2 separate regions of the Homo sapiens genome follow, and region 2 is linked to region 1. A link is a loop called in an ENCODE intact Hi-C map of the cell type or tissue named here. Cell type or tissue: tibial artery. All regions are shown on one strand. Each heading gives the region's core, and the rest is flanking DNA. Links, peaks and the distances in the headings are about the cores only.

Region 1 (16,147 bases), core at 3,895-11,894:
AGAGTGAGACTCCATCTCAAAAAAAAAAAAATTACAAAAATTATCTGGGTGTGGTGGTGCACGCCTGCGGTCCCAGCTACTTGGGAAGCTGAGGCAGGAGAATTGCTTGAACCCGGGGGGTAGAGGTCGCAGTGAACTGAGATCATGCGCCACTGCACTCCAGCCAGGGCGACAGAGCAAGACTCCATCTCTCAAAAACAAAAAAAAAAAACACAAAAATTAGCTGGGTGTGGTGGTGAGCGCCTACAGTCTCAGCTATTCGGGATGCTGAAGCTGGAGAATTGCCTGAACCTGGGAGGTTGCAGTGAGCTGAGATAGAGCCACTGCACTCCAGCCTGGGCGACAAAGTGAGACTCCATCTGAAAAAAAAAACCAACAAAAAACAATAGAATACACATAATTAATTAATAGAGCAGTCCTAGTGGCCCCCATAGTGAAATTCTAATGCCTTGCAGAGAACAGAATCAAACTGTCAACCTCTGTAGGCTATTCTGTATTCACAGATTCATTTGTAGAAGATGCATTTCATTATACGTTGTGTTTTTAGCAGTTACAGTGATGGCATGTTCCTTGGCAACTTCAGCTTGGAGAGATGAGATTTGTAGCAGAAAGCACTCATCTGCATTTCTTCTCTTCCATCTCAAAGAGCAGTGAAGAGGCTGTAAGGCCGTCTGGTTTCTGAGGAACTTCAGCTTTACCCTCAGGCAGGTTCCGCTGCTCCATCAGGCCTATGACACTGTTAGGGGCCCTGGAAATTGTTTTAATTAATTTTAAAATCAGAAGAAAATATGCATATAATAATAATGAATATTATGAGAATGAATCTAGACCAAATGATGATCCCTTACCCCCGCCCTTGTCCAGGTGAATGGAGAAGGCCATGCATGTGTCCTGAGCTGAGCCAGTCAGAGCCCCTGCCCCGGACCCCAGATGGAGAGGACAGCCCGCTCCAGGCAGCAGGATCTGGATAGTAAGCGCTGGGGAGCTCTGGGAGGCCAGGAAGGTGGAGGGGAGGCAGCCAGGGGATATTCCAGGGTGACAGCATGGCAGGCCAGGGTGAAAGGAAGTATAAAAGCCCCCAGACAGGAAAATATCTGCATTCAAGCAGCTAAAGGCAGGCCCCGGAGGGTCCCCGGCAAGAATGGTGGAGGAGGCTGGAGATGAGATAGAGGCAGGGTTGGACCACCTGGGCCTTATAAGCCAGAAGGAGCTGAGATTTTTTTTTCACTCCAATGAGCAGCTATGAAAGGGTTTTAAGGGAGGGAGTGACCAGATCTGATTTACATTTTAAAGAGATTAGCACTGTGGAAAGTGTACTGTGGAGGTGGGGCAAGAGCTGAGAGCCACATGGAGGGCCCTGGATACTTCTGGACTCTGAATGGGGGGCCAGGCTTCAGCGATGTAGGTGAGGATGGAGACAGGTGGGTCCAAGAGGACCTGTGGGTGGAGGGGCTGGAGGGGGAAAGGAAAGGCTGTTATCAAGGATAAATGGTGGTGATGGTCGTGCTGTTCTGCTCCTGAGCTGGGGAAGAAGGGAAGACATGAAGACTTCTGTTCAGACCCATTGAGGTACCCATGGCACACACACATGGAAGTGTGGAGAAGGCAGTGGAACATGTCAGTCTGGAGTGGGGGACACAGGTCAGGGCTGGACGCCCCTGGATGCTGGAAGTGTGGGTGGCATCAGTGCACAACTGGTGTTTGAAGCCACAAATCTCTGAGTTAGGGAGGAAATGGGAATGTGCTGTGAACCAGAAACTCAGAGGAAACTGCCCTTGTTGAGTCCCTGCTGAAGACAGAGAATGAAGACAAGATAGAGAAGGATTCTTTCTTTCTTTTTTTTTTCTTTTTTGAGATGGAGTTTCACTCTTGTTGGCCAGGCTGGAGTGCAATGGTGCCATCTCAGCCCACTGCAACCTCCACCTCCCAGATTCAAGTGATTCTCCTACCTCAGCCTCCTGAATAGCTGGGATTACAGGCGCCCACCATGCCCAGTTAATTTTTGCATTTTTAGTGGAGATGGGGTTTCGCCATGTTGGCCAGGCTGGTCTCTAACTCCTGACCTCAGGTGTTCCGCCCTCCCAAAATGCTGGCATTACAGGCGTGAGCCACCGCGCCCAGCGAGAAGGATCCTTTAGATCTGGTAATGCAAGTGGCTCCTGACTTTGACCAGAGCCCTCTGGGTGGAGGGAGGAATCTGGAAGCCAAATTGGGATGGGAAGGAAGAGTAAAACAGCATGATCACCAGTGCCTGGCCTCATCTCATCCCTGCCTGGGCTCTGGATTAAAAAACAGCTATGAGCCGGGTATAGTCCCAGCTACTCGGAGGCCGAGGCAGGAGGATGGCTTGAGCCCAGGACGTTGAGGCTGTGGGTGAGCTACAATTGCACCACTGCATTCCAGCCTGGGTGACAGAGCAAGACCCTATCTCTGAAATAAAAAATATTTATACTTAAAAAAATAGCTATATAGGACATTTTGGGGGCAAATGGGGAAATTGGAAAATGGACTCCATATTAGATAATACCTTTTTTTGTTGAGACAAGGTCTCACTCTGGCATGCAGGATGGAGTGCAGGGAGCTCACTGCAGCCTCAACTTCCTGGGCTCAGGAAGTGATTCTCCAGCCTCAGCCTCCTAAAGTGCTGGGATTACAGGCGTGAGCCACCACGCCTGGCCTGTATTAGATAATATATAGCAGCTCTGAATTTGTTGTGTGTGATAATGGTGTGTGGTAAGAGAGAAACTGTAGGAGACACACATTGTAGTATTTAGGGCAGAAAGAGTAGATACTTGAAACTTTCCAGTGCTCCAACAATAACAAAAAATTAAACACATACCCCATACACAGAGAAAGCACAGATGGCAAAATGCTAATTGGAAAAATCTAGGTGAAGAATATTTTAATATTTTTTCAACTCCTCTTTCAGCTTAATTATTTCCTTACAAAGTTGGGTGCAGCCGGGTGCAGTGGCTCACTCCTGTAATCCCAGCACTTTGGGAGGCCGAGGCGGGTGGATCACCTGAGGTCAGGAGTTCAAGACCAGCCTGGCTGACATGGTGAAACCCCGTCTCTACTAAAAATACAAAAAATTAGCCGGGTGTGGTGGTGCATGCCTGTAATCCCAGCTACGTGGGAGGCTGAGCCAGGAGAATCACTTGAAACCCAGGAGGCGGAGGTTGCAGTGAGCTGAGATTGCGCCATTGCACTCCAGCCTGGGCAACAAGAGCAAAACTCCGTCTCAAAAAATTTAAATAAATAAATAAATAAATTAGCTGGGCGTGGTGGCGGGCGCCTGCCTGTAATCCCAGCTACTCCGGAGGCTGAGGCAGGAGAGTAGCTTGAACACAGGAGGCGGAGGTTGCAGTGAGCTAGATCTTGCCATTGCACTCCAGACTAGATGACAGACTGAGAACCTGTCTCCAAAAAAAAACTAAGTTGGGTGCGGTGGCTTACGCCTGTCATCCCAGCACTTTGGAAGGTCGAGGCCGGCAGATCACTTGAGGTCAAGAGTTCAAGACCAGCCTGGCCAACATGGTGAAACCCCATCTCTACTAAAAATACAAAAATTAGCCGGGCTTGCCGGGCACGGTGGCTCACGCCTGTAATCCCAGCACTTTGGGAGGCCGAGGTGGGCGGATCACCTGAGGTCGGGAGTTCAAGACCAGCCTGGCCAGCATGGTGAAACCCTGTCTCTAATAAAAATACAAAAATTAGCCGGGCGTGGTGGCAGGTGCCTGTAATCCCAGCTACTCAGGAGGCTGAGGCAGGAGAATAGCTTGAACCCAGGAGGTGGAGGTTGCGGCGAGCCAGGATCACACCATTGCACTCCAGCCTCGGCAACAGAGCGAGAATCTGTCTCAAAAAAAAAAAAAAAAAAAAAAAAAGAGGCCAGGCGCGGTGGCTCACGCCTGTAATCCCAGCAGTTTGAGAGGCCGAGGCAGGCAGATCATGAGGTCAGGAGATTGAGACCATCCTAACACAGTGAAACCCCGTCTCTACTAAAAATACAAAAAATTAGCTGGGCATGGTGGTGGGCGCCTGTAGTCCCAGCTACTCGGGAGGCTGAGGCAGGAGAATGGTGTGAACCCGGGAGGCAGAGCGTGTAGTGAACCAAGATCGGGCCACTGCACTCCAGCCTGGGCGACAGTGAGACTCCGCCTCAAAAAAAATTTTTTTTAAATTTTAATTACAAAAAGGAAGGGTGACTAGCAGGGTCAAGAGAAAGTTTCATACAATTGAGAAATTTTTTGAAGAATGGGAGCATAAATGTGTGTTGAAAGCAATGCTCATGGAAGGGAGGAGGAGAAGGTGATTATGTCAGCCAGGGGTGAGAGGTGCAGGGCAGAATCCTGGAGGAGCAGGTGGATGGCCCAGAGTGAGGGCCTGGAGGGTGGCCTTTGCCCAGTGTGGGGCAGCCACACGTCAGATGGGCAACTTGGTGGGGGGCTTTCCTGTCTGATGACTTCCCCTCTGTACTCTACGTAGGATATGGGGCTCTCTGCTAAGAAGGGCCAGGAGAGCAATGGGGAGGTTCCCGCAGGGAAAAACTGGTGGGATTTGTGGGTTTGTGTTGACGATCTGGGTGAAGATTGTTTATTGGTTTAGGGAGGGAGACAAGAGGAAAGATTAAGTCCCCACACCTCCAAGACTCAGTTTCTCCATCTGTAACATGAGGAGATTGAACTAGGAGATCTCAAAGGACTCTGAACTCCAGTACGCTCATGGTCCCTTTAGGAAGTGATGGGAAGCATATACTGAATAGCACGAGCCTGGGTTATTTAAGAATTAAGGATAGTGGCTGCTCTGCCTATGGAGTAACCATTCCTTTTTTTTTTTTTTTTTTTGAGACGGAGTTTTGCTCTTGTCACCCAGGCTGGAGTGCAATAGCGCGATCTCGGCTTACTGCAACCTCCGCCTCCCAGGTTCAAGCGATTCTCTGCCTCAGCCTCCCATGTAGCTGGGATTACAGGCATGCGCCACTACCACGTCTGGCTAATTTTTGTATTTTTAGCAGAGACGAGGTTTCACCATCTTGGCCAGGCTTGTCTTGAACTCCTAACCTAGTGATCCACCCGCCTTGGCCTCCCAAAGTGCTGGGATTACCGGCGTGAGCCACTGCACCTGGCAGAGTAGCCATTCTTTTATTCCTTTACTTACTTAATAAACTTCATTTCACTTAAAAAAAAAAAAAGAATTAAAGATAGCTAGTAAAAACTAGACAATTGCCTAAGACGTTTCTAATTGAGGATTAAAACCAATAAATACAAGAAGGCCAGGCATGGTGGCTCATGCCTGTAATCCCAGCACTTGGGGAGGTTGAGGTGGGCAGATCACCTGAGGTCAGGAGTTCGAGACCAGCATGACCAATATGGCGAAACCCTGTATCTAATAAAAATACAAAAATTAGCCGGGTGTGGTGGCGTGTGCCTGTAGTCCCAGCTACTCAGGAGGCCAAGGCAGGAGAATTGCTTGAACCTGGGAGGCAGAGACTGCAGTGAGCCAAGATTGTGCCACTGCACTCCAGCATCCTGAGCGACAGACTGAGACTCTGTCTCCAAAAAAAAAAACAAAAAAACCAATAAATACAAAGAGGCACGTGAAAGGCAGACTGCTGGCCAGGCATGGTGGCTCACGCCTATAATCCCAGCACTTTGGGAGGCCGAGGCAGGCACATCATGAGGTTAGGAGAGTGAGACCATCCGGCTAACACGGTGAAACTCCGTCTTTACTAAAAATACAAAAAATTAGGTGGGCGTGGTGGTGGGCACCTGTAGTCTCAGCTACTCAGAGGGCTGAGGCAGGAGAATCGCCTGAACCCGGGAGGTGGAGGTTGCAGTGAGCCCAGATCTCGCCACTGCACTCCAGTCTGGGTGACAGAGCGAGAATCCTTCTCAAAAAAAAAAAAAAAAAAAGAGAAAGAAAAAAGAAAAAAAAAGAGAGGCGGGTGTGGTGGCTCACACCTGTAATCCCAGCACTTTGGGAGGCTGAGGCAGGTGGATCACCTGAGGTCGGGAGTTGGAGACCAGCCTGACCAACATGGAGAAACCCCATCTCTACTAAAACTACAAAATTAGCCAGGCGTGTAATCCCTGGCGCATGCTTGTAATCCCAGCTACTCGGGAGGCTGAGGCAGGAGAATCGCTTGAACCCGGGAGGCAGAGGTTGTGGTGAGCCAAGATCACACCACTGCACTCCAGCCTGGGCAACAAGAGCGAGACTCTGTTAAAAAAAAAAAAAGAAAGAAAGAAAGAAAAGAAAAAGAAAAGCAGACTGTTTAAGGCTTCAGAGCACCCCTGGGGGAGTGAGGAGGTGGCCCAGAGGCCGAGGGCTCTGAGATGCATGACGAGGTGCTGTTTGGGTGAACACGGTGCGGGGTCCTTTTCAGAGTATATACTGCTTTCTCCTTGCTCTGGCCGAAGTTCACATCACACAGCATGAAGTGAAACAGCACATCAATGTGATGAACACGGTTAACACTGAAGAAACCTGTATGTGCGAGCAAATATAGCATGAAAGGGTTCAGGGAATTTTTTTTTTTTTTTTTTTTGAGACTGAGTCTCACTCTGTTGCCCAGGCTGGAGTGCAGTGGCACGATCTCCGCTCACTGCAACCTCCCACCTCCCAGGTTCAAGCGATTTTTCTGCCTCAGCCTCCCAAGTAGCTGGGACTATTGGCACGTGCCATGATGCCTGGCTAATTTTTGTATTTTTAATAGAGTCGGGGTTTCACCATATTGGCCAGGCTGGTCTCAAACTCCTGACCTCATGATCTGCCCACCTTGGCCTCCCAAAGTGCTGGGATTACAGGCATGAGCCACTGTGCCCGGCCGTCCTGTTTTTTGGTGTGTGTGTGTGTGTGTGTGTGTGTGTGTGTGTGTGTGTGCACGTTTGAGAGGGAGTCTCCCACTGTTGTCCATGCTGGAGTACAGCAGTGTGATCTCGGCTCACTGCAACTTCTGCCTCCCAGGTTCAAGCAATTCTCCTGCCTCAGCCTCCTGAGTAGCTGGGATTATAGGCATGTGCCACCACGCCTGGCTAATTTTTTGTATTATTAGTAGAGACAGGGTTTCACCCTGTTGGCCAGGCTGGTCTTGAACTCCAGGCCTCAAGTGATCCACCTGCCTCAGCCTCCCAAAGTCCTGGTATTACAGGCATGAGCCAATAGTGCCTGGCCAATAGTTTTTTTTTATTTTTATTTTTAAAGGGACAGGGTCTCCCTCTTTCACCCAGGCCGTAACCCTGAACTGCGAGGCTCAAACGATCCTTCTGCCTTAGCCTCCCAACTCCCAAGTAGCTAGGACTACAGGTGCACACCACCATGCCTGGCTAATTTTTAAATTTTCGGTAGAGACGGGATCTTGGTATGTTGCCCAGGCTGGTCTCAAACTTCTGGCCTCAAGTGATCCTTCTGCCTCAGCCTCCCAAAGTGCTGGGATTACAAGCGTTGTGCCACAGTGCTCGGCCAACAATAGATTTATAATATCACTGAGGGCAGGGATTGTGAGTCATCACCAGCTCCCCAGTGACTGGCAGCATGCCAGGAATGGGGGAGGGGAGAGAGGGAAGGAAGGGAAGCTTCTCGGCCTGACAGTTCAGCCAGGTGCAGGCACTGTCATGTTCATGGCCACCAGGCATCTGCCAAGCACCAGGCTCTGTGCTGCCCACTTTACACAGATGGTCTCATTTGGCCTTGATGACAGCCTGTGGAGGTTGGTATTATTTACTCCAAGAGGAAACTAAAGGCAGAGAGTTTAAGTAACTTGCCAAAAGTCACATGGCAGAATCAGGATTTGAGCTCAGATATGTTAAACTGAAGCTTGTGCTCTTGACTGCCTGGCTGTGCAGTCTTCCAGAAGAGCACGGCATGGACTTCTGGAATTCTTGCAGCCACTCGACTCAAAAGCAGTTAGCATAGTGCTGAGCACAGGTAATAGGGCATTTGACAAATGCCAGTGACTGTAGACCGAATGATTGACAGTCTGAAAGAATGAATGAGTGAAGTGACTTCCTGTCTTGTGAGGTTTTTCTCTTCAAATGGAAGATTTCCCCATAGCCTTTGAATGCTCAATCTAATTAAGGCAAAAAGGCATCAGAGAATTGCAGGGCCTTTCCTTTATTAACTGTCAAGTCCAATCTGGAGGCTGTTTATGTGCCAAGGTCAGAGATCAGTCTTTAGCTGCTCTCCTCTCATTCATCTGGCCAACCTCAGAACATAAAGTTTATTGATGCAAAACTGATTGGCAGGCTGGGCTAACGAGCTGGCGGGAACAGGGAGTATCAGAAAGAGTTCTAAGCCAGCGTCGGCTCGGCCCGGCTCCTCTGCTGTCCTAACTTCCCTGTGCTCTAGGTTGCAGGGTCGCACCTTTCAGAAGTGAACCCCAGAAGAGTAGCAAATACTGCCTGGCCTTTTGGCAGTTCTTATGGAGCCCAGTCAAGAGCAGGAGGGGGAGCAGTCCTTTTTCCTGGTTTTGTCTATTAACGTGGAAAGAGCGAGGCATGGAAGATTAGGTAGTATAGTCTTTTTTTTTTTTTTTTTTTTTTTTTTTTTAGACAGAGTCTTACTCTGTCGCCTAGGCTGGAGTGCAGAGTGCAGTGGTGTGATTTCGGCTCACTGCAAGTTCTGCCTCCTGGGTTCGTGCCATTCTCCTGCCTCAGCCTCCCAAGTAGCTGGGACTACAGGCGCCCCCCCACCATGTCCGGCTAATTTTTTGTGTTTTTAGTAGAGACGGGGTTTCACCGTGTTAGCCAGGATGGTCTTGATCTCCTGACCTCGTGATCCGCCTGCCTCAGCCTCCCAAAGTGCTGGGATTACAGGCGTGAGCCACCGCGCCCAGCAGTATAGTCTTAAGACTTCACAAATCAAAGAAATTCCTGTGTAAGCCTCGTCAGGCCTAGGGGTCGTGAAGAGGAAGGTAACTGTTATGCCTACAGTTTGCAGCCAACCCATTAGTAAGCAGCGCCTGTCTGTGGGGAGCTCCTGGCAGTGCCTCCTCCTCCATGCCCAGCAGGAAAGAGAGGCTGGGAAGGATGCATGGGCCACATGCCTGGCTCTACTTGCAGTGCCCCCAGGATAAAAGCCAGGAGGCTGGCCGGGCACGGTGGCTCATGCCTGTAATCCCAGCACTTTGGGAGGCCAAGGTGGGTGGATCACGAGGTCGGGAGATCGAGAGCATCCTGGCTAACACGGTGAAACCCCGTCTCTACTAAAAATAAAAAAAATTAGCTGGGCGAGGTGGCACGCGTCTGTAATCCCAGCTCCTTGCTAGGCTGAAGCAGGAGAATCTCTTGAATCCAGGAGGCCCAGGTTGCAGTGAGCTGAGATCGCACCACTGCACTCCAGCCTAGGCGACGGAGCAAGACCCCGTCTCAAAAAAAAAAAAAAAGCCAGGAGGTGGGCAGTCAGGAGAGACAGGTGGACCTGGGAGCTGTGTCTTCTACTCAAGATAGGGAAAGTACAACTCCCCTGGTTATTATCAGGACCAATTGATTTTGCCTGATCTGAGAGAAAACATCCTGACCACAGGTCACTTGAAATGCCCTGTAATTCAGAAACAGTGGCTGTCCACAGCAGACAGCTATCTGGATTTAAGACCCCAAATTCACACACCACACCACAAATTGTCCACTTACAAGCAAAAAAATAACAAACAGCCAAGCCCCCAACCCACTCTCATTTTATTCCCTTGGTTCCAGGTCTCCTCTGAGCAGGTCATGTCTCCTGGTGTGTTTGCGTACAGGCTGTGGGGCTGGGGGGAAGGAGTCCTTTTTCCTCTTACCCCAGGCAGGGCTGGCTCCAGGTTGCAGAGCTCCACAGAGAAAACTGCTCACTGCAGAGAAGGGCATAGTCCAGCCCAAGCTCTACTCTGATGAGCTCTGAGATCGGGGGTGGTGACTTCATCTTCTATCTATGGCTTGGAACAATGATGATGACCATGACCCTCTGGTTTCAGTTCAGTCAATGAATGGGGAGCAAATTGCTATTGTCAGGCACTAGGCTAGGGAGGTGATTCAGAAAGGCTCCCAGAGACCCACACACCAATCACTAAACTAATATAACACGCTAAATACTACATCTACAGTAGGGATAAAGTGTTTTAGGTACACAAAGGGAGTTGAGAAAAGCTTCAGAGGTTTTCAAAGTGGTTTCCAGACCATCATCAACCAGCCTCACCTGGAAAGTTGTTAGACATACAAATATCAGCCCCACCCCAGACTGGCTGAATAAAAAATTCTGGGGGTGGGGCCCAGCAATCTGCGTTTGAACAAGCCCTCCAGGTGATTATGATGCAACCTAAAGTCTGAGAATCACGTAGAGGTTGGAAAACTACCTTGCAACCAGCAACCTGTTTTTGCAAATAAAGTTTTATTGGAACACAGCCATAATCCATCATTCAGACATTGTTTGTGGCTACTTCCCTTTTAACCAGCAGAGTTGGTAGTTACGACAGAGACAATATGGCCCGCAAAGCCTGATTCTGCCAAATGACTAGACTAGATTTCCCATACTAGGGAGCATAGCCTAGATTTTTTTTCTTTTCTTTTTTTTGAGACAGAATCTCACTGACACGCAGGCTGGAGTACAATGGTGGGTTCTCAGCTCACTGCAACCTCCACCTTCTGGGCTCAAGTGATCTCCCAACCTCAGCTTGCCGAGTAGCTGGGACCACGAGCATATGGCAACATGCGCATCTAACTTTTGTATTTTTTTTTGTTAATTATTATTTTTTGAGACCGAGTCTCGCTCTGTCGCCCAGGCTGGAGTGCAGTGGCGGGATCTTGGCTCACTGCAAGCTCTGCCTCCTGGGTTCATGCCATTCTCCTGCCTCAGCCTCCCCAGCAGCTGGGACTACAGACACACGCTGCCTTGCCCGGCTAATTTTTTGTATTTTTAGTAGAGACGGGGTTTCACTGTGTTAGCCAGGATGCTCTCCATCTCCTGACCTCGTGATTCACCCGCTTCACCCTCCCAAAGTGCTGGGATTACAAGCATGAGCCACCGCGCCCGGCCCTGTATTTTTTTTTAATGACATAATTTTATTTATTTATTTACTTTTATTTGAGAGGGCGTCTAGCTCTGTTGCCTGGGCTGGAGTGCAGTGGTGCGGTCTCGGCTTACTGCAAGCTCCACCTCCTGGGTTCATGCCATTCTCCTGCCTCAGCCTCCCAAGTAGCCGGGACTACAGGTGCCAGCCACCACACCCGGCTAATTTTTTTTTTATTTTTAGTAGAGACTGGGTTTCACCTTAGCCAGGATGGTCTCGATCTCCTGACCTCGTGATCTGCCCGCCTCGGCCTACCAAAGTGCTGGTATTACAGGTGTTGAGCCACCGCGCCCGGCCTAGAAGACGGAAGTTTGCATGTTGCCCAGGCTGGTCTCCAACTCCTGGGGTCAAGTGATCCACTGCCTCGGCCTCCCAATGTGCTGGGATTACAGGCGTGAGCCACTACACCTGGCCTCTTTTTTTTTTTTTTTTAAGAGACAAGGTTTCAATATATTGCCCAAGCTAGACTCAAACTCCTGGCCTCAAGCAACCCTCCTGCCTCAGCCTCCTAAGAGGCTGGAACTACAGACAGGTGCACGCCACTATGCTTGGCTCCTGTCTATGGCGGAGGTTGCAGTGAGCAGAGATTGTGCCATTGCACTCCATCCTGGGCGATAGAGCCAAACTTTGTCTCAAACAACAACAAAATCCCCTTAGAGCTCTTTCCTAGCAACCAAACGTTTTTCCATTTTGTTAGGAATTGGAAGAAGAGAGGAAATAACTGGCTAAGTAACTACTCTATATCAAGCACGGTTACAAGGCATTTTCCAACATTATTTCAATTTTAATGAAAGCTGCTCATGAAATTAGGTTTACTGGGTCACAGTTTTCAGATGAGGAACCTGGGACAGGTGAAGGGACAGAATTGGAACCCAGTTCTGTCATACCACAGATGCCCCACCTGTTCTACACTGGCCTGTCAAGAATAACAATAATAATAATTATTATTTTAGAGAGAGGCCTGCTGTGTTGGCCAGGTGGACTGCAGTGGCACGACCTCGGCTCACTGCAACCTTCGACTCCCAGGTTCAAGCGATTCTCCTGCCTCAGTCTCCCGACTAGCTGGGATTACAGGTGCCCACCACCACGCTCAGCTAATTTAAAAAATATTTTTAGCAGAGATGGGGTTTCACCATGTTGGCCAGGCTGGATCTCAATCTCCTGACCTCGTGATCCACCCGCCTTGGCCTCCCAAAGTGCTAGGATTACAGGTGTGAGCCACCGCGCCAGGCCCAATGATTATTTTAAATAATAATTATTTTTTTTGAGACGGAGTCTCGCTCTGTCACCCAGGCTGGAGTGCAGTGGTGTGATCTCGGCTCACTGCAACCTCCGCCTCCTGGGTTCAAGCGATTCTCCTGCCTTAGCCTCCCGAGTAGCTGGGACTACAGGCGCCCGCCACCACGCCTGGCTAATTTTTTTGTATTTTTAGTAGAGACAGGGTTTCACCGTGTTAAGACAGGATGGTCTCGACCTCCTGACCTCATGATCCACCGCCTCGGCCTCCCAAAATGCTGTGATTACAGGCGTGAGCCACCGCTCCCAGCCTTAAATAATTACTTTTATTTTATTATCATTATTTTTGAGACAGGGTCTCACTCTGTCACCCAGAATGGAGTGCAGTGGTGCCATCTTGGCTCACTGCAACCTCCGCCTCCTGGGTTCAAGCAAAATTCTCCTGTCTCAACCTCCCAAGTAGCTGAAAGTACAGGTACGTACCACTATGCCGAGCTAATTTTTGTATTTTTAGTAGACACGGGGTTTCACCATGTTGGCCAGGCTGGTCTCGAACTGCTGGCCTCAAGTGATCCACCCGCCTTAGCCTCCCAGAGTGCTGGGATTACAGGCGTGAGCTACCGCACCCAGCCTACTTTGAAAAATGGGATCATCGGCCAGGCGCGGTGGCTCATGCCTGTAATCACAGCACTTTGGGAGGCCGAGGTGGGCGGATCACGAGGTCAGGAGTTCGAGACCAGTCTGGCCAACATAGTGAAACTCCGTCTCTACTAAAAACACAAAAAATAAGCCAGGTGTGGTGGTGTGCGCCTGTAATCCCAGCTAGTTGGGAGGCTGAGGCGGGAGAATCGCATGAACCCAGGAGAAAGAGGTTGCAGCAAGCTGAGATTGTGCCACTGCACTTCAGCCCGGGCGACAGTGTGAGACTCTGTCACCAAAATAAAATAAAATAAAATAAAATAAAAAGATCCTCTAGCCCAAATCCCTCCATCACAGAAGCAGTTGGAGAAGTTTGAAAAGGTTAGATGATAGGCCCATGTGGCTTGTCTGTGGAAAGAGCTAGGCTGCAAGACACCTCTGACTCCATTGAGTGCTTTCTCTTACTCTCCTTTCCCGATTTAAGACATTAAATCATTTAAGACAGTGTCATTTGGTCGAGTGCGGTGGCTAACGCTTGAAATCCCAGCACTTTGGGAGGCTGAGATGGGCGGATCAACTGAGGTCAGGAATTCGAGACCAACGTGGCCAACATGGCAAAACCTCGATTCTACCAAAAAAGAAAAAAAAAAAAAATTAGCCGGGCCTGGTAGCGCGTGCCTGTAATCCCGGCTACTCAGGAGGCTGAGGCAGGGAGAACTGCTTGAACCCGGGTGGCAGAGGTTGCAGTGAGCCAAGATCGCACCACTGCACTCCAGCCTGGGCGACAGAGCGAGACTCTGTCTCAAAAAAAAAAAATTTTTTTTAAAAAGACAGTGTCATTTGATGGAGTTGCTTTCTTGATCGTTGGCTGCAATTAAAGACCTAGCCTCACTGTCTTTTGTGTTGCCTTGGACCGGCTCTTAGGTTCTACCGCCCTAACAGGCAGTGGAGGCTGGCCTCGAGTGGTAGTCCTCCATCTTGCCCTCTTTTCCTACCCTCTACCCCCAACCCGCGAGCTGCTCTCCTGTCTTCTTCCAACACTGTTCTCTTTGGGAATATGCATGTCCAACTTCCCAAGCAGTCTGGGATCTGGAGTAAGATGACTCTTGGTTTAATGAAGTTTTTCCACAGTGCTTGCATGTGCCCCAAGGGTTTGGAAGGTTGGAGAACTAACAAAAAGCAAAGAGCCATCCTGTGTCGTTTCGGCAGGTCTGTGTTCTGTTAAAATATGGAAGAATTAAGAGAAGAACGAAGAAATAAGGGCAGAAACTCCACTGGGGAGTACTTGTCTAACCCTGAAAAAGTTCAAGGCTGTTGTTCAAGGTCTGAATTTTTCCCTTGAGATTTGCTTGTAGTCCTTAAAGTCATCTTCAGACATCTGATCAAGGCAGCATCCGCGGAAAATTATAAGGTGGGTGGCTGCACTGGAGCCTGTCCTGGCTCAGGGGCGCCGGTGAAGAGTGATTTTTTTCCCTTGGCCTTGGGGGATCAGAGGGGGTGCCCTCTGCTATGCAGGAAGCCCTCCTTGCCCGCTAGATAGTTCTCATTCCTCAGGAGATACTCTGTGAGGGGCCGGCGTGTTTTCTCCATCTTGGCACTTACCCTCAGACCCTCCTAAGTACCCGGGAGGGCCGTGTTTTTCATCGGAGGTTGAAATGGAACCTCCCCCTGGGTGCCCGGGGAGAGTACCTTGGGGGCAGCGCCCCTCCTTCCGGAGGGCAGCATCCCCGCGGGGGCGGGGGCTCGGCTTTGATCCCAGGGCACCTTTTGTCCCTGGAGACGCTCTGCCAGCCAGGTACGTGGAGGGAGTGCAGCCCGCCCTCCCGGGCGACGCGCGGGGCTGGGGCGGGCCGGCGGCTCCGGGGAGTGGCGGCCGGGAGCCCGCGAACGCGGGTGGGCGCCGTCGCCTCACTAACCGGGCGCCTCCGGGAAGTCCGGGCGGGGTCCGCCGCTCACACATAGGATTAGCGTCCTCTAAACTCCATCCCTGGGAAAAGCCGCCGCACTTCTCACCCAAACTCGCGGAGCCGAGGGGCTGGGCAGGGGTTGGGCGGGCGCGGGGGCCGGCGAGGCGGATCCGGGAACGGGTGGACCCGGGCGGCCAAGCCCCTTCAGCGCCGGCCCAACCGCCCCGGCCCGGGCCAGTCCAGCGGGGCGGGGGCCGGCGACACAAAGGCGGCGGCGGGTCCTCCGGGCCTCCGGCCTCGGGCAGTCGCAGGGCGCCCCGGGCCGCCGGACCTCCCCTCGCGTTGCGGCCCGTCAGCCGGCGCCGCCCGTCGCCCGCCCTCAGCCGTCCGGCGAGGCGCGGCTTCCTCCGCCGGCGCGGGGTCCCCTGGTTAACCCCTGCCCGGCAGCGCGGCCGCTGATTGGAGAAGGCGGGGCGCCGGGGCAGCGGGGACCCCCCCCCACCTTCCTCGTCCCCTCCCCCTGCTCCCCCACTGTCGGCGCTTCCCCCACCCCCCCAGGACCCCCCCCGCCTCCCAGCCGTGCAAATCTCGCGAGGAAACACGCGGTTTCACTAGTGTGTTTACACCGATCACTACTAATCCGGACCGAACCGATCCGGATTAAGGGGCCGGAGGCGGGTCCTGGGCACCAGCGGTTCCGACCCCCCCGCCCTCCGCGCCGCACCCGAGTGGCCCCCAGCCGAGCGGGCCCCCACCTCCTGGCCCGGCCTGGGCCCTCCTGCGCCTCCCTTGGCCTTTGTCCGGCGCCAGGAGGCCGGTCCCGCGCCCCCCGCGGCCGCCCGGGCCCGGGCCCGCGTCGGGCGCCTGGCTCTGTACGCGAGCCCGGGGATCTGCGGCCTTCGTGCCCCCCCTCCCCCGCCCGCCCTCTCGTGGAGCCCGGCGCCGGCGGCGGCTGCCCGGGCGGGGGGTTGCGGCGCTCAGGAGAGGCCCCGGCTCCGCCCCGGGCCTGCCCAGGGGGAGAGCGGAGCGGTCCGCAGCCGGGTCGGGTCGGGGCCCCTCCCGGGAGGAGCGTGGAGCGGCGGCGGCGGCGGCGGCAGGTGAGAGGCTGAGCCCCGGGCGGGGGAGGACTCCAGGCCTGGGGCATTAACCGTCCTGGGGACCCCTTTGGCCTGAGGAGCCTGCGACCTGGGCCCAGCTCGGGGCCGGCTCCGGACCGCAGCTCCTGGGCGCTGAGGCGGGAGGGGCTCCCTGAGGGCTGCGGGTCGCTGAGGGGCCGGGCAGAAGATGGGGGAGGCCCAGGCGGCCCCGGCCTGGGATTGGG
Region 2 (16,147 bases), core at 2,924-10,923, 71 kb after region 1:
TCGCTCTCTGTTACCCAGGCTGGAGTGCAGTGGCGCAATCTGGGCTCACTGCAACTTCCGCCTCCTGGGTTTAAGCAATTCTTCTGCCTTAGCCTCCCGAGTATCTTGGATTACAGGTGCCCACGACCACGCCTGGATAATTTTTGTATTTTTAATAGAGATGGGTTTCACCACGTTGGCCAGGCTGGTCTTGAACTCCTGACTTCAAGTGATCCGCCTGCCTTGGCCTCCCAAAGTACTGGGATTACAGGCATGAGCCATTGTGCCTTGCCAATTCCAGTCTTTTAAGAGTTGCCTAACAGTGTGTGTATCCTTTTTGGTATCCAACAGGAAGAATCTTAATTTATCCCTCCCTAAAGTTAATGTAATGAATTACATTAGTAGATTTGCTAATGTTGAATCATTTTTAGGTTTCTGGAGTGAGTTATGCGTAATTGTGATGTATTATCCTTTTAGTATACTGTGGAACTTGTTTTGCTTGCATTTATTTTAGATTTTTGCATCTAAATATAGTACAGCAAGAACAGAATTGAGAGTGAAATAAGCTTCACCTATAAAGTCACGTGACAGGCCAGGCACGGTGGCTCATGCCTGTAATCCCAGCACTTTGGGAGGCTGAGGCGGGCAGATCACCTGAGGTCAGGAGTTCGAGACCAGCCTGGCCAACATGGTGAAACCCCGTCTCTACTAAAAATACAAAAAAATTAGCCAGGCGTGGTGGCAGGCACCTGTAATCCCAGCTACTTGGGAGGCTGAGACAGGAGAATCGCTTGAACCCAGGAGACAGAGGTTGCATGCAGTGAGAGCAGAGACTCTCCATTGCACTCCAGCCTGGGCAACAAGAATGAAACTCCATCTCAAAAAAAAAAGAAAAAAGAAAAAAGAAAAAAAAGTCATGGGACAATGTCTTAATTTTCATTTACCTACAGGATAGAAATAATATTTCCTGTGTAGGGTTGAGGGCATTATGAAGTTGATTTGTAGAATTCTACAAAGTAACATGTAAATTCAGACTCTCATAAATATAGAACCATTAAAATATAATGTCAAAGAATTTGAGTAAGATAGTCACATTTTTAGATAGGTTATAATACAATGATAATGTTGGTATGCTCTCCATAATTATTTTTAGAGAGGCCTTTTTAAATAAACCATTCATCTTATATTTGATAACTGTTTTTAACCCGTTGCATGTTTGGGCAGTATCAGATTATCTTTCTCATGTCATTTGTGTGTTTCTTTACTGTTTTCCAGCGACGAGTAGAACAGCCCCTCTATGGTTTAGATGGCAGTGCTGCAAAGGAGGCAACGGAGGAGCAGTCTGCTCTGCCAACCCTCATGTCAGTGATGCTAGCAAAACCTCGGCTTGACACAGAGCAGCTGGCGCAAAGGGGAGCTGGCCTCTGCTTCACTTTTGTTTCAGTGAGTACAAAGCCTAAGTTAATTCATATCCTTTCCATTGCCCTAGTGCTCCTTGATGAGGTTGGATTAATTATTTTGATAGAGAGATAGGGACATTTCTAATACTTTTTTTTAAAATGTGATCTCCCCTTATCATCATTCCCAAACATGTCTAATTCTACATCACTTCTAAATATATTGTGTTTTTCCCAGTCTCCCTTGGTTCAAGCTCCTGAGGGAGACTGCTTTGTCAAAGCCTGAACCCACAATGGGAAGGAAGGAAAGCATAATCTTAGATTGACAAAGAAGAAAATACAGATCAAATTCCATTAGTAACCAAGATATAATTAAAAATAGAGTCTCCGAGTTCCAGCCATCATCTATGTAAGTTAATACTCAAGTCAGTACAGTTTTAGTATGTAGGCAGGCATTCTCACAGCAAGTTACTGGTCATTTACCCCGTGTAGTATTTGGGCTATGTACACACTTGCTTTCTCACCCCTTCAGAGTGTTGGTACACTTAACCTTTCTCAGGAATATTTGGCTACCTGTTCGCTCCTTTCAGCTTACTTCTTTCTCTATCTTTGAAGAACAAGAATTTGAGTATTATGAAAGTTTGACCTCATTTCATAAGGCGCTATGAGTGCAATTTGAACCAAATGTTACTTTTCCTGGTTTTTGGGCCCTGCCAGGTCACCTGTTTGTTGCCAAGGGTGCCAGAGTAACAGAAAGCCCCGTCGCCGTATTCCTATTCCACTTTCAGGGGCATCTTTCACAACTAAGTCACCACTCATCCAGATTTTGTCCCTCTTACTGGTTCATTTTGTCCAGTTATAATTTAAGTTTCCTGTTTATTTATCCTGTGGTGTCTATAAGTCTCCAATCCACACTCCACCAACTGTGTTCAAAAAGGTGCTGAAAATGGTGGTTGTCTTAAGGAAAGGAAATAGAAATAATAAAACAGTTAACCAGATAGGAAACTATTGTGCATGATATGGAATGTTTTCTTATAGTTATGATAGCTTTACCTTAAGAAAGAGATACAACGCTCCTTGAATAACGTCATTTCATTCAACATGGTTTCGTGATAGTGTTAATTAGACACTGTGAGCTGACGCCACTGTCTGTGTGGAGTTTGCGTGTTTTCTCCATGTCTGTGTGGGTTTTCTTAGGGCACTCTGGTTTCCTCCTGTATCCCAGAGATGTGTGCATTAGGTTCACTGGTGTGTCTACGGAGTCCCAGTCTGAGTGAGTGTAGGTGTGTGTGTGCAACAGAATGGCTTCCTGTCCAGGTCTGGTTTCTGCTTGCACCCTGAGCTGCCTGGGATAGGCTCTGGCTTTTCACCACTCTGTACTGGAATAAACAGATAAATCATTATCTTACTTGTTTTTATTAATCTTACTTAAATGTATGTAGAGCTCACTTTTATTTCAGTGTTTAATGTTAGAAGTGTTTTGATCTTTAATCATCAAAGGAATGGGGAAACTTCTTGTGTGAAGACAGTATATCCTATCCCCAGGTAACAAAGGAAATATACATACTTTAAAAATGGGAGAATTGACCTATATAATATTGTGAGAGGGACTGACAGCAGTATGGAATAGTTCCTTTGAGAATGCAGTATGCTATAGTATTGTTCTAAAGAATGTATGTGTGTCATTCACACATTTCGAGATTGTTAATGTTTATCATACACTTACTTTTGTTAAATCTTTGTTTTTTTTTTTTTTTTTTTTGAGATGGAGTCTGGTTCTGTCGCCCAGTCTGGAGTGCAGTGGCCTGATCTTGGCTCACTGCAAGCTCTGCCTCTCGGGTTCACGCCATTCTCCTGCCTCAGCCTCCCGAGTAGCTGGGACTACAGGCACCCGCCACCACGCCTGGCTAATTTTTTGTATTTTTATTAGAGATGGGGTTTCACCATGTTAGCCAGGATGGTCTCGATCTCCTGACCTCGTGATCCGCCCGCCTCAGCCTCCCAAAGTGCTGGGATTACAGGCATGAGCCACCGCGCCTGGCCTTTGTTAAATCTTTATCTTGGATCTTACTTTTCCAGAAAAAACCTTGGATAATTAGGGAGTTATTTGTCTTTTGGTCATTTTTAAGGCATTAAAATGACCTCTTTTTCACTTGAGAGGAATTCTGTTTGTTTACTCCACAAATACGTACTGAGTGCCCACTGTGTAATGAGCATAGTTAAATACACAAGATTTGGTCAGCAAGAACTTGTTCCCCTTTCCATCTTCTGTAAAAAGTATGGTATGTAGGCTTGTGGTGGATGCACGTGAAGGACCACCTACTTAGTCCTATCAGCTGACGCACTCCGTTATCAGAGGAGTAGCAGATGCTATAGCCGTGTTGTTCTCATGTGGAAAGAGGTGGCAGAGACTAGTAACAAAATGATCATGTATGAAGAAGGAACATGGAAACAGTATGAAAACCAAAAGTCTAAATGCTCTGGTACAGTTTTGTTTCTCTTTGCTTCTCAGCAGTACCAGCCAGCATATAAGCTTAGTAGTATAAGGAAAGAAAATAGTAAAAGGGTTAGTATTAATATACAAGTGTAAATCAGCAAAGGAAAGCAGATTCTTAGAAAAGTAGGCAAAGACTGTTTTTGAAAAGAAGGCAAGTGGCTAATAACATGAAATAATGCTCAATTTTGGCCATAGAGAAGTGCAAAATAAAACAAGATAACATTTTTGACCTAGCAAATTGGCAAGGATTAATAAGTTTGATAGTTCTTGGTGTAGGTGATAGTTTAGAGATATATTCAGTTTTATTCTGTCTATAAATTGTTGAAGTCATGTGGACAACTTGGTAATGTATCTCAATGTTAAGTTTACATATCCTTGGGTCCAGAAATTCCATTCCCATAAAATTACACAAAGATATTTATTGAGGTATTGTTTATTGTTGCAAAAAATCTGGAAGCAGTTTCCCTTCCAGTATTTCAGAGGATATGACCTTCGCATCAGACCTCATCTGACGTAATTCATTAGCAACTATTGATCACTTCTTTCTTCTCTAAGCATACGGTCTTTCACTCGGCTTCCACTCTTGATTTTTCCTCACATTCTCTATCTCTGAACATTAGAGTGTTCCAGGGCTCTGTCTTCAGACTCATTTATCTACCTTCATTTTCTTCTTAACCTCCCTCTCTTTTTTTTTTTTTTTTTTTCAATTGAGACAGGGTCTCACTCTGTTGCCCAGGCTGGAGTGCAGTGGTGCAATCTCAGCTCACTCCAACCTCCATCTCCTGGGCTCAAGCGATTTCCCCACCTCAGCCTCCCAAGTAGCTGGGAGTACAGGCGTTGGCTACCACGCCTGGCTGATTTTTGTTTTTAGTAGAGACAGAGTATTGCCATGTTGGCCAGGCAACATGGTCAACTCCTGACCTCTATGGTCTCAAACTCCTGACCTCAAGTGATCCTCCCGCCTCGGCCTCCCCAAAGTTCTGGGATTACAGACGGGAGCCACCACACCCAGCCTTCTTAATCTCATCTAGTTCCTTTGTTACTAAAATTTAACTCCTATGTGCAGAGGACTTCCAAGTTTATGCGTCTAGCCAGGGCTCTGCCCTGAATTTCAGGCCTGTGTCAGTTGCCTCCAGTCATTTCCTTTCTATGTCTAACAAACATGTCAAATGTAACATGTTCAAAACTGAACTCTTCCTTCTGTTCCCCACCCGAAACCCATTTCTCCTACAGCTGCCTTTCTCCTCCTCCTCCTCCTCCTCTTCCTCTTCTTCTTTCTCCTTTCTTCTTTCTTCTTCTTTCTTTCTTTTCTTTTTTTTTTTTTTTTTTAATAGAGACAGAGTATTAGTGTGTTACCTAGGCTGTTCTTGAACACCTGAACTCAAGTAATCCTCCCAGTTTGGCCTCCCAAAGTGCTGGGATTTTAGGTGTGGGCCACCGTGCCTGACTTCCACAGCCTTCTACATCTCAATAACTGTCAACTTTTCTCCTTCTAATTGTTACAGCTAAAATCCTTGGAGTCATTCTTGTCTTTCTCTTCTTTTTATATTATATGCCAAATCCAAATCTATCAGTAAAGCTTATTGATTTTACCTTCAAAATATGTTCAGAATTTTTTTTTTTTTTTTTTTTTTTGAGACAGAGTCTTGCGTTGTTACCCAGGCTGGAGTGCAATCTGGGCTCACTGCAACTTCCACCTCCCAGGTTCAAGCCGGTTCTCCTGCCTCAGCCTCCCAAGTAACTGGGATTACAGGCGCGTACCACCATACCCAGCTGATTTTTGTATTTTTAGTAGAGATAGGGTTTCACCATGTTGGCCAGGCTGGTCTTGAACTCCTAACCTCAGGTGATCCACCCGCCTTGGCCTCCCAAAGTGCTGGGATTACAGGCATGAGCCACTGCATCTGGCCTGTGTTCAGAATTTTACCACTTCTAATTCTCTTCACTACTGCCACTCCAACTTAAACCATTGTCTCCCACTGAGATAACTGGACCCATTGCTTTGATCTTTGTTTTCTTTTAATCTGTTCTTAACAAAGCAGAGTGATTGTGTTGAAACGTAAGTCCAGTCATGCCACTCCCCTGTCGAAAAGTCCTTAAAGTGGCCCTGCATGGTTTGTTTTCCTCCACCCTGACATGTTTTACTACCATCTACCTTTCTCATCAGATTCCATGCACGCTAGCCACCTTGTTTTCTCAAATACTCTCTCTCAGTGATGCTCTCACCTCGGGGCCTTTGCGTTGGCTGTTGCCTTTGCCCTAACATTCTTCACCCATATATCATCATGCCCTGCTCTCTCAGTTCCCTCTGGTTTCTGCTTATATTTACCCTATTAGAGAGGCCTACCCTGGCCACACTATAAAATAGCAACTTCTCCCCACCCATCCCACCTGTTACTGAGCTCCTAGGCCCTGCGTTGTTTTTCTCCTTAGTCTACACCAGCTGACGTACTATGATGGACTTTTGTCTGACTTCCCCCCACTGGAATGTAAGCTCCATCAGGTCAAGGACTTTGCTTTGTTCACTTGTGTATCTCTAATGCCCAGAACGGGACCTGCTCTAATAGGCACTCAGTGTAATTATATGTTGCATGAGTTAGTAAAAGCATTCTTTATAGAAGGACTGGTTAAATGAATCGTAATATATTTGTACAGTGGAATGCTATACAGCTGGCAAAAGAAGTGAGGTAGCTGTATATACACCAATGAAAGATTTCTAAATATGTGTTGATAAAAATAGCAGGTGGCAGAATATTAAGAATTTGATCTTTTAAATGTTTAAAATTATTACATAATTCTATGTTTTAACATAGGAAATTTGAGGTTTTATTTTTAAGAGAGAGGTCTCGCTATGTTGCCCAGGCTGGGGTACGGTGGCTATTTACAGGTGCAATCATAGCATTATAGCATACTATAGCCTTGGAACTTCTGGGTTCAAGCAATTCTCTTGCCTCAGTTTCCAGAGTAGCTGCAACTAGAGTGCACCACAGTAGCTGCAGCTAGAGATTGCACCACTGCACTCCAGCCTGGGTGACAAAGTGAGACTCAGTCTCAAAGAAAAAAAAAAATTAGTATTTGGACTCACAGTCTAGTGCTCATTCTGTACCACCACACTAGCTCCCAGTATGAAGACTATCTGTTTGTACAAAGACAATATATATCAGGCTAGAGAATAAGATATCTGAGCTGACCTCTCACTTTTAACTTTATGGCATTACAACATACATAAAGATCCAGTAAGAAGGGAGATGTAGAGGGATTAGAAAAAGGTCATTTCCTCTTCTATTGGTGAGAATGTTGTCAGGGAAAATCATAAGCAAATAGTTTCCTAAATTATGAAAATAGAACATGCACATGACCCGCAAGAAATTGAGGAGATGGAGAAGCGTAAAATTCTTCCCTTGGATTTCTCAGAGAGATAACTACTGTTAACAGTTTGTGTTTTGGATTTTCTAAGGATTACCATTTTAATGTCAAATAATGTGTTCCTTATTTAATCTTATTTATTTATTGGTGGAGACAGGGTCCCACTGTGTTGCCTAGGCTGGTCTTGAACCATCCTCCTACCTTGGCCTCTCAAAGTGTGGGGATTAGAGGCTTGAGCCACTGTACCTGGCCTTATTTAATCAACTTTAAGTAAGATCTGTTTACTCCTCGTTATGAAAGACAAATTTAACATAACTTTCACCCAGTCTTTCTTTCTTTTTCAGTTGTTTAGTTATTGTTACAGTATGAGTGTTTGATATTTAGTTTGTTATTTTAACTACAATTGAGTCTTTTCTGCTTTGTAAATTATTCTAAGACTTGAAAAGAAGGAACATTTACAATATTATGATTGTTTCATTGTTTGGCATTGCAAAACCAAATGATTTTATTGGACTCACTGAAAAGAAGAGAGACATTGAATTAGTTTAGATTGAAACAGTTCTGGTTGTCAAGGTCTACTGGATCTTTTTTTCCCTTAATGGCAAGTCTGTTGTTTCCTTAAAACTTGTGTCTTTTAACATTATGCAGATGTTCTTCAAAACTTGATTTTTTAAAAAGGTAGTTTGCTTTTTTTATGCCAAAGTATTTTAAAATACAATTCAGAAATCTTGACCTCCTATCTCTAAATAGTTAAATAGGCATTTTTAAAAAACATGTTAACATTTTGCTAGATAGCGAAATTAGCATTATAACATGTCTATTAGCATCTATAAAATAGAACTTTCTTATCATCTGTGCCTGTTGCTCTACACTGACATACATTTCTAGAAAGACAGGCTAAATGCTTAGTTCTTTCCTTTTAATTACTAATGAGGCTTTTAAATTTTTTTTTAACTTTTAAAGTAGGGAGTTGTTTGATAGCTGTGACAAATAGCTTTCTCTTTGATTATCATGGCTTCATGGATTTTCATGGGTGTACATCAGTAAATAGAATCGTTCTTTTTTGGTGCCAGTTGGTCACGGCTTTATCCTTTTACCAGTCGATGGACATTTAGGTTGTTTCCACTTCTTGGCTATTATGAATGATGTTGCTATGAACATTCATGTATAAGACTTTGTGTAGACATACGTTTTCGTTTCTTTTGGATATATGCTGGAGAGTGAAATTGCCAGGTCATATGGTAACTGTTTTTGAGGAACTGCCAGACTCTTCCACAGCAGCTGCACCATTTTACATTCCCCGCAGCAGTACATTCCAATTTCTCCATGTCCTTGCCAGTACTTGCTATTGTCTCTCTTTTTCATTATAGCCATCCTAGTGGGTGTTAAGTGGCATCTCATTGTGGTTTTGATTTGCATTCCCCAAAAAACTGGTGATGTTGAGCATTTTTTCATTTGCTAATTGGGCTTTTGTGCATCTTCTTTGGAGAGATCACTATTCAAATCCTTTACCCATTTTTAAATTGTGTTGCCTTTATTGTTAAGTTCTAAGCATTCTTTATATATTCTGAATATTAGATCTTTGTCAACTATATGATTGGCAAAGGTTTTCTATTCTGTGGGTGGTCAGTTTACTTCTTGACGGTGTCCTGTGAAGTACAGAAGTTTTTAATTTTGAGAAAAGTTCAATTTATCTGTTTTTTTTCTTTTGTTGCTTATGCTTTTAGTGTTGTAGCCAAGGCTTCACCTAACCTAAAGTCAAGAAAATTTACTCTTATATTTTCTTCTATGTGTTCTATACTTTTAGCTCTTATATTTAGGTCTTTTTTCCATCTTGTGTTAATTTTTGTGTGTGGTATGAGGAAGGAGTTCCAACTTCATTTTTTTTGCATGTGTATATCCTATTGTCCCAGCACCATTTGTTGAAAATACTGTGCTTTTACCATTGAACTGTCGGCACCGTTTTCAAAAATGAACTGACTTACAGCAAGAGGTTTATTTATGGACTCTAAATCTGCTCCATCTATATCTTTGTTATATTAGCCCATTCTCACACTGCTACAAAGAACTACCTGAGACTGGGTAATTTATGAAGAAAAGAGGTTTAATTAACTCATAGTTCTGCAGGCTTAACAGGAAGCATGACTGGGAGGCCTCAGGAAGCTTACAGTCATGGGAGAAGGTGAAGGAGAAGCAAGCACCTTCTTCTCAGGAAAGAGAATGAGAGAGTGAAGGGGAAAGTGCCATGCACTTTTAAACCATCAGATCTCGTGAGAACTCACTCACTATCATGAGAACAGCAAGGGGGAAATATGCCCTCGTGATCCAATCAGCTCCCACCAGACCCTTCCCCTGACATATGAGGAGTACAATTCAACATGAGATTTGGGTGGGGACACAGAAAAAACCATACCACCTGTCTTTATGCCAGGACCACACTGTCTGAATAACTGTAGCTTTGTAATAAGTCTTGAAATTGGGAAGTGCAAGCCTTCCAACTTTGTTGGGTTTCAAGATTGTATTGGCTGTTTGGGATCTGTTGCATTTCCCTGTGATTTTTAAGATCATCCTTTCAGTTTCTATAAATAAACCAGATAGGATTTGATAGCAATTGTGTTGAATCCGTAGATCAATTTGAGAAGTATTGCCTTTTTAACAGTATTAAGTCTTTCAATCCATGAACACAAAATATCTATTTAGGACCCTTTGATTTCTTTCAACAATGTTTTGCAACTTGCAATATATAGTCCTATATTTCTTTTGTTAAAATTATTCCTAAGTATTTATTCTTTTTACGCTATTGCAAATGGAATAGTTTTCTTAGTTTTATTTTCAGATTGCTCATTGCTAGAGTATAGAAATACAATTGATTTTTGTATGTTGATCTGTCATGATGGAGTCTTGCTCTTTTGCCTAGGCTGTAGTGCAGTGGTGCGATCTCAGCTCACTGCAACCTCCGCCTCCCGGGTTCAAGCGATTCTCCTGCCTCAGCCTCCCGAGTAGCTGGGATTATAGGTGCCTGCCACTATGCCCAACTAATTTTTTTGTATTTTTAGTAGAGATGGTTTCACCATGTTGACCAGGCTGGTCTCGAACTCCTGATCTTGTGATTCACTCACCTCAGCTTCCTAAAGTGCTGGGATTGTTTTAAAGGTTTAAGCAAGTTTTAAAACGTTAATTGTAAAGAAAATTCTGTGTGTAAACATATTAGCTAAAGTTAAAAAGGTATCATCCAGTTTTTCTGGGACATCCTTGTCTTTCTTGTTCATGATTTTTAAGGGAAAATATGAGGTCTTTAAAAATAAATATTACATTAGCCAGGCATGGTGGTGTGCACCTGTAATCCCAGTTATTTGGGAGGCTGAGGCAGGGGAATTGCTTGAACCCAGGAGACGGAGGTTGCAGTGAGCTGAGATTGTGCCATTGCGCTCCAGCCTGGATGACAGAACGAGAGACTGTCTCAAAAAAAAGAGAAAAAGTATCATGTTTACTGTATGTTTTTCAGAGGTGGTCATTTTTTAGGTTAACAAAGTTCCTCTTGTTGTTGTTGTTGTTGTTGTTTAAAGACAGGGTCTCATTTTGTCACCCAGGCTGTTGGAGTGCAGTGGCCTAATTGTGGCTCACTACAGCCTCAACTGCTTGGGCTCAAGCCATCCTCCCACCTCAGCCTCCCCAAATAGCTGGGACTACAGGTGTGTGCCACCACGCCCGGCTGATTTTTTGTTTGTTTGTTTGTTTGTTTGTTGAGCAAAGTCTTCCTTTGCCACTGAGGCTGGAGTGCAGTGGCATGGATGTCAGTTCAGTGCAACCTCTGCTTCCCAGATTCAAGCAATTCTCCTGCCTCAGCCTTCTGAGTAGCTAGGATTACAGGCTCACACCACTGTGCCTGGCTAATTTTTGTATCTTTAGTAGAGACAGAGTTTCACCATGTTGGCCAGGCTGGTCTTGAACTCCTGACCTCAAGTGATCTGCCCGCCTTGGCCTCCCAGAATGCTGGGATTACAGTCATGAGCCACCACACCATGTCCTAATTTCTTTTGTAGAGACAGGGTTTTGCTATGTTGGCCAGGGTGGTCTGGAACTCCTGAGCTCAAGCTATCAGCTCGCTTTGGCTTCCCAAAGTACTGCGATTATAGGCGTGAGCCACTGCACCCGGCTGAGAAAGTTCCCTATTTTGAGTTTGTTGATTGTTTTTTTTTTTTTTTTACATAATGAAAAGGGTTTTTTATTTCAGAGAAATTTTGTTTTACTGTTTCTTTGATTATTTCATTTCCTCTGTTCTTTTCTCTAGAAAGCCATTAGATAGTTTCAGGGTCTCTGTGCTATTCATGTTTCTTTTCTTTTGTGCTCCATTTAACCTTTTGTTTTATCTTCTGGGAGATTTTCTTATTTTCTTTTTCTTTCTTTTTTTTTTTTTTTGAGACTGAGTCTCACCATGTCACCCAGGCTGGAGTGCGGTGGCGTGATCTTGGCTCACTGCAACCTCTGCCACCCAGGTTCAAGCGATTCTTCTGCCTCAGCCTCCCGAGTAATTGGGACTATAGGCACATACCACCACACCCAGCTAATTTTTAAAAATATTTTTAGTAGAGACGGGGTTTCACCATGTTGGCCAGGCTGGTCTCGAACTCCTGACCTCAGGTGATCCACCTGTCTCGGCCTCCCAAAGTGCTGGGATTACAGGCATGAGACACCGCACCCGGCCTCTTCTGGGAGATTTTCTTGACATTGTCTTTTAGGTTACTGGCTGTGTATTCAGCTGTGTCCATTTTGATATTTAACCCACCTATTAAATTTTTAAACTTTGATAATCTTATTTTGTCAATTTGATTATTCATGTTCTTTACTTTTTTAATTTTTGTAGCTACAGTATACTTTTGATCCTCTCTGAACCTATTTTATTTTTTTCATCTTAAGAACCTTTAATACAGTTATCTAAATGCAGAGTTTCAGTTTATGAAATGAACCAAAGCAGTTTGTCATTTCATACTATAAACTATTGAAAATCAAGTGCTAAACTGATACTTTACTTTTAAAGTTGTTTATTGAATTATCTTTTAACTCTTATGATTAGGTATTGTTTTTTCGTCTTGGATTTTTCCTTTTGTGCTGTTGGGGTTGTCTTGAAAATGTATTTAGCTTAGTGGAATGAGGGATTAGAGTGATTAGGTGTTGGCATGGATTTTTTTTTTTTTTCTTTTTGGTAACATAGTCTCTTTGTTTTCCAGTTTGGCATTTCTAGATTTTAACACAGGACCAGGCACAGAGGGTCACATTTAATGTTGAATGAATGATCAGTTACAGCATTTTTTTCTCTAACGGATCTGAGCATTGTCACATGAGATCCCTATATTGTGTAGTACCTTTTACCTTTTGAAAACATTGTTTTCATTTTCATGAGGATTTTCTGCTTCCCAACTGAGGAATTTCCTAACTGCCAACGTCCTCAGTTAACTTTTGCATTTTTACTTATCAATGAGCTATTTATATGTGTATTTTTACAGAAAGCTTTAATTTGGAAACATCTAACACCCTTAGTTTGCTGGAAGACAACTTAGAGTCAGAAATAAGCATATTTAAACCCATATACCATATATCAAGAAATCTGTAAAGGGCCTTTGGATCCCTCTTCTATGGGATCTGGCAACACAGAGCCATTCCTACAACTCCCAAAAGCAGATCTCTATCCAGCACAGACAGACCCGGGTAGGCTGATGATCAATAACCAATGGAGGGGTGTATTTGCTGCATAGGAATAAATGGTAACCTTAGATAGTCTATGATTCCCCTTTGTCTTCTCTATTTCTCTGTTGGTATCTGATTGTTTGTATTATATTCAGAACTTGCATTATGGGTAATTAAAGTCCTTTGGAATGTGCTTTAAGTTTTTGAGGCTTTTCTTTACCCTTCTAGTGTATTGGAGCAGAAATGCTTATACTGCAGCATGGTGTTAAGGAAAGTGCGCACACTGTTTTTTGTTTACGGTATTCCACGGAAGTTAAGTGCTCACACTTTGAACTTCCTAACTGCCTACTTCCTCAGTTTACTTTTGCATTTTACTTATCATTGGGCCATATATATATATATGTGTGTGTGTGTGTGTGTGTGTGTGTGTGTGTGTCTTTTTTATTTTTATTTTTTTTTTGAGCTGGAGTCTCACTCTGTCACCCAGGCTGGAGTGCAGTGGTACGATCTCGACTCACTGCATCCTCTGCCTCCCAGGTTCAAGCGATTCTCCTGCCTCAGCCTCCCAAGTAGCTGGGACTACAGGCACGCACCACCACACCTGGCTAATTTTTTATATTTTTAGTAGAGACGAGGTTTCACCATATTGGCCAGGCTGGTCTTGAACTCCTGACCTCATGATCTGCCTGTCTTGGCCTCCCAAAGTGACAGGATTACAGGCATGAGCCACTGCACCCGGCCCTATGTGAGCTTTAATTTAGAAATATCTCACTACATCACTTTCTAACACCCTCAGTTTGCTGGAAGAAAACTTAGAATCAGATATAAGCATATTTAAACCAATATACCATATATCTAGAAATCTGTAGAAGTGTCTTTTAATCATTTGATTCTTTTTTTTATTTTTTATTTTTTGAGACAGAGTCTTGATGTGTCGCCCAGGCTGGAGTGCGGTGGCATGATCTCGGCTCACTGCAACCTCCACCTCCTGGGTTAAAGCAGTTCTCCTGCCTCAGCCTCCTGAGTAGCTGGGATTATAGGCACCCGCCCCCACGCCCAGATTATTTTTTTTTGTATGTTTAGTAGAGACAGGGTTTCACCATGTTGGCCAGGCTGGTCTTGAACTCCTGACCTCATGATCCACCCACCTCAGCCTCCCAAAGTGCTGGGATTACAGGTGTGAGCCACTGCACCCAGTCTAATCATTTGATTCTTATTGGCTCTTATTATAAATATAGTTCAGACAGTCATTTGTATAGAAACACATTGTAGGGCCGGGCGCGGTGGCTCACACCTGTAATCCCAGCACTTTGGGAGGCCGAGGTGGGGGGATCATGAGGTCAGGAGATCGAAACCATCCTGGCTAACCTGGTGAAAACACCGTCTGTACTAAAAAAAAAATACAAAAAATTACCCGGGAGTGGTGGCGGGTGCCTGTAGTCCCAGCTACTCGGGAGGCTGAGTCAGGAGAACGGCGTGAACCTGGGAGGCAGAGCTTGCAGTGAGACGAGATCGTGCCACTACACTCCAGCCTAAGTGACAGAGCAAGACTCCATCTCAAAAAAAAAAAAAAAAAAAAAAAAAAAAAAAAAAAAAAATAGAAACACATTGTAAAAGGAGAGGATTGTAAAAGCAATCAAATGATAACTGAAGGAAATCTTCAGTTATACAAATGCTTGTATCCTAGTGCATTATAATACTTGAGGTTCATAATGATGACCCTTAATTAGTAAGGAAAGATTGGATTTGCTGCATCCTAGAGTAGAGAACATATTTAGTTATTTGGAATTATATAGACTTGGTGCTCCCCCCCAAGACCCCCACCGCAAGACGGAGTCTTGCTCTGTCACCCAGGCTAGAGTGCAGTGGTGTGATCTCAGCTCATCGCAACCTCCACCTCCCGGGCTCAAGCAATTCTCATGCCCCAGCCTCCTGAGTAGCTGGGATTACAGGCGCCCACCACCACGCCTGGCTAATTTTTTTTGTTTTGTATTGTTTTTTTTTTTTTTTAGTAGAGATGAGATTTCACCATGTTGGCCAGGCTGGTCTTCAACTTCTGATCTTAGCTGATCCACCTGCCTCAGCCTCCCAAAGTGCTGGGATTATACGCCTGAGCCACCGCACCCAGCCTCAAATCATAAACTTTTTTTTGTTTTTTGAGACGAAGTCTCACTCTGTTGCCCAGGCTGGAGTGAAGTGACACAATCTTGGCTCACTGCAAGCTCCGCCTCCCAGGTTCAAGCGATTCTCCTGCCTCAGCCTCCCCAGTAGCTGGGATTACAGGTGTGCGCCACTGCGCCTGGCTAATTTTTTGTATTTCCAGTAGAGATGGGGTTTCACCATGTTGGCCAGGCTGGTCTTGAATTCCTGACCTCAGGTCATCCACCCACCTCGGCCTCCCAAAGTGCTGGGATTACAGACATGAGCCACTGTGCTCAGCCTCAAATCATAAACTTTTTAAAGGTTTATCCCTGACCCTCTAAATTAGGTTATGTGCCTTGTTATATGCTCTTTTAGCACTTATCCTAATTGTGATTGTGTATTTATTATATGATTGTTTATTCAACAGTTTCTTTCAACAAATATTTACCAAGTGTTTAGTAAATCTTGTTTTGGATTGTAAGCTTCATTAAGGCAGAGTAAGGACTGGGTCTGTGGTTTCTCTTACCATGTGTACCTAGCACCTAGCACAGTGCTTAGACATAGGGAGTACTTAATAAATAGTCATTGAATGTATACATTAAAATGGCGTTAATAATGCTGCCTATCTGATGAGGCTGTTGTGAGCCTTCAATGAAATCGTGTGTAGGAAGTGCTAGTTTGCTCACAGGCTGGTGGTAACAGTCTACTGTGGTCATTGAGAGCAGTTATTGTGGACACAACCCCCAGTTCTGGTCACCCCACCCACTAGCTCTGTGAACTCACATAGGTACTTAATATCTCTGATTTTTATTTTATTTATTTGTAAAATGGAACTAATAATTACAACCACCTTATAGGACAGAGTCTTGCTCTGTCACCCAGGCTGGAGTGCAGTGGTGTGATCTCATCTCACTGCAACCTCCGCCTCCCAGGCTCAAGCAATTCTCCTGCCTCAGCCTCCTGAGTAGCTGGGATTACAGGTGTGCACCACTGTGCCTAGCTAATTTTTGTATTTTTAGTAAGATAGGGTTTTGCCATGTTGGCCAGGCTGGTCTCGAGCTTCTGTCCTCAAGTGATCCAC

Evidence for each region. A loop is a pair of places that touch in the nucleus more often than their neighbours do. Peaks named below come from ENCODE experiments on the same cell type or tissue, not always from the same donor. Only the 100,000 strongest peaks of a DNase experiment are listed, where the experiment ranks them.
Region 2: a loop joins it to region 1, with 10 times the contacts of the local background. A loop is called at or near these places in 2 of 110 quality-filtered maps.

What each region holds. Positions count from the first base shown.
Region 1 is chr17:62,463,368-62,479,514 of GRCh38, forward strand. It overlaps TLK2 (tousled like kinase 2), which reads left to right and starts at 15,458. Exons shown (of 22, transcript NM_006852.6): 1 at 15,458-15,923. It overlaps LOC112268200 (a long non-coding RNA gene), which reads left to right. Exons shown (of 2, transcript XR_002958142.2): 2 at 865-971. RefSeq lists enhancers at 499-1,000, 1,001-1,500 and silencers at 14,563-14,612, 14,723-14,862, 15,043-15,342, 15,833-16,147. In tibial artery, for the core only: no CTCF peak of the experiment used is centred there; a DNase peak (open chromatin) is centred at 7,567; H3K27ac peaks cover 762 bases.
Region 2 is chr17:62,534,916-62,551,062 of GRCh38, forward strand. It overlaps TLK2 (tousled like kinase 2), which reads left to right. Exons shown (of 22, transcript NM_006852.6): 7 at 1,255-1,422. Among named protein-coding and RNA genes, the nearest start is that of TLK2, 64 kb to the left of the region's middle. RefSeq lists an enhancer at 10,546-11,046. In tibial artery, for the core only: no CTCF peak of the experiment used is centred there; no DNase peak of the experiment used is centred there.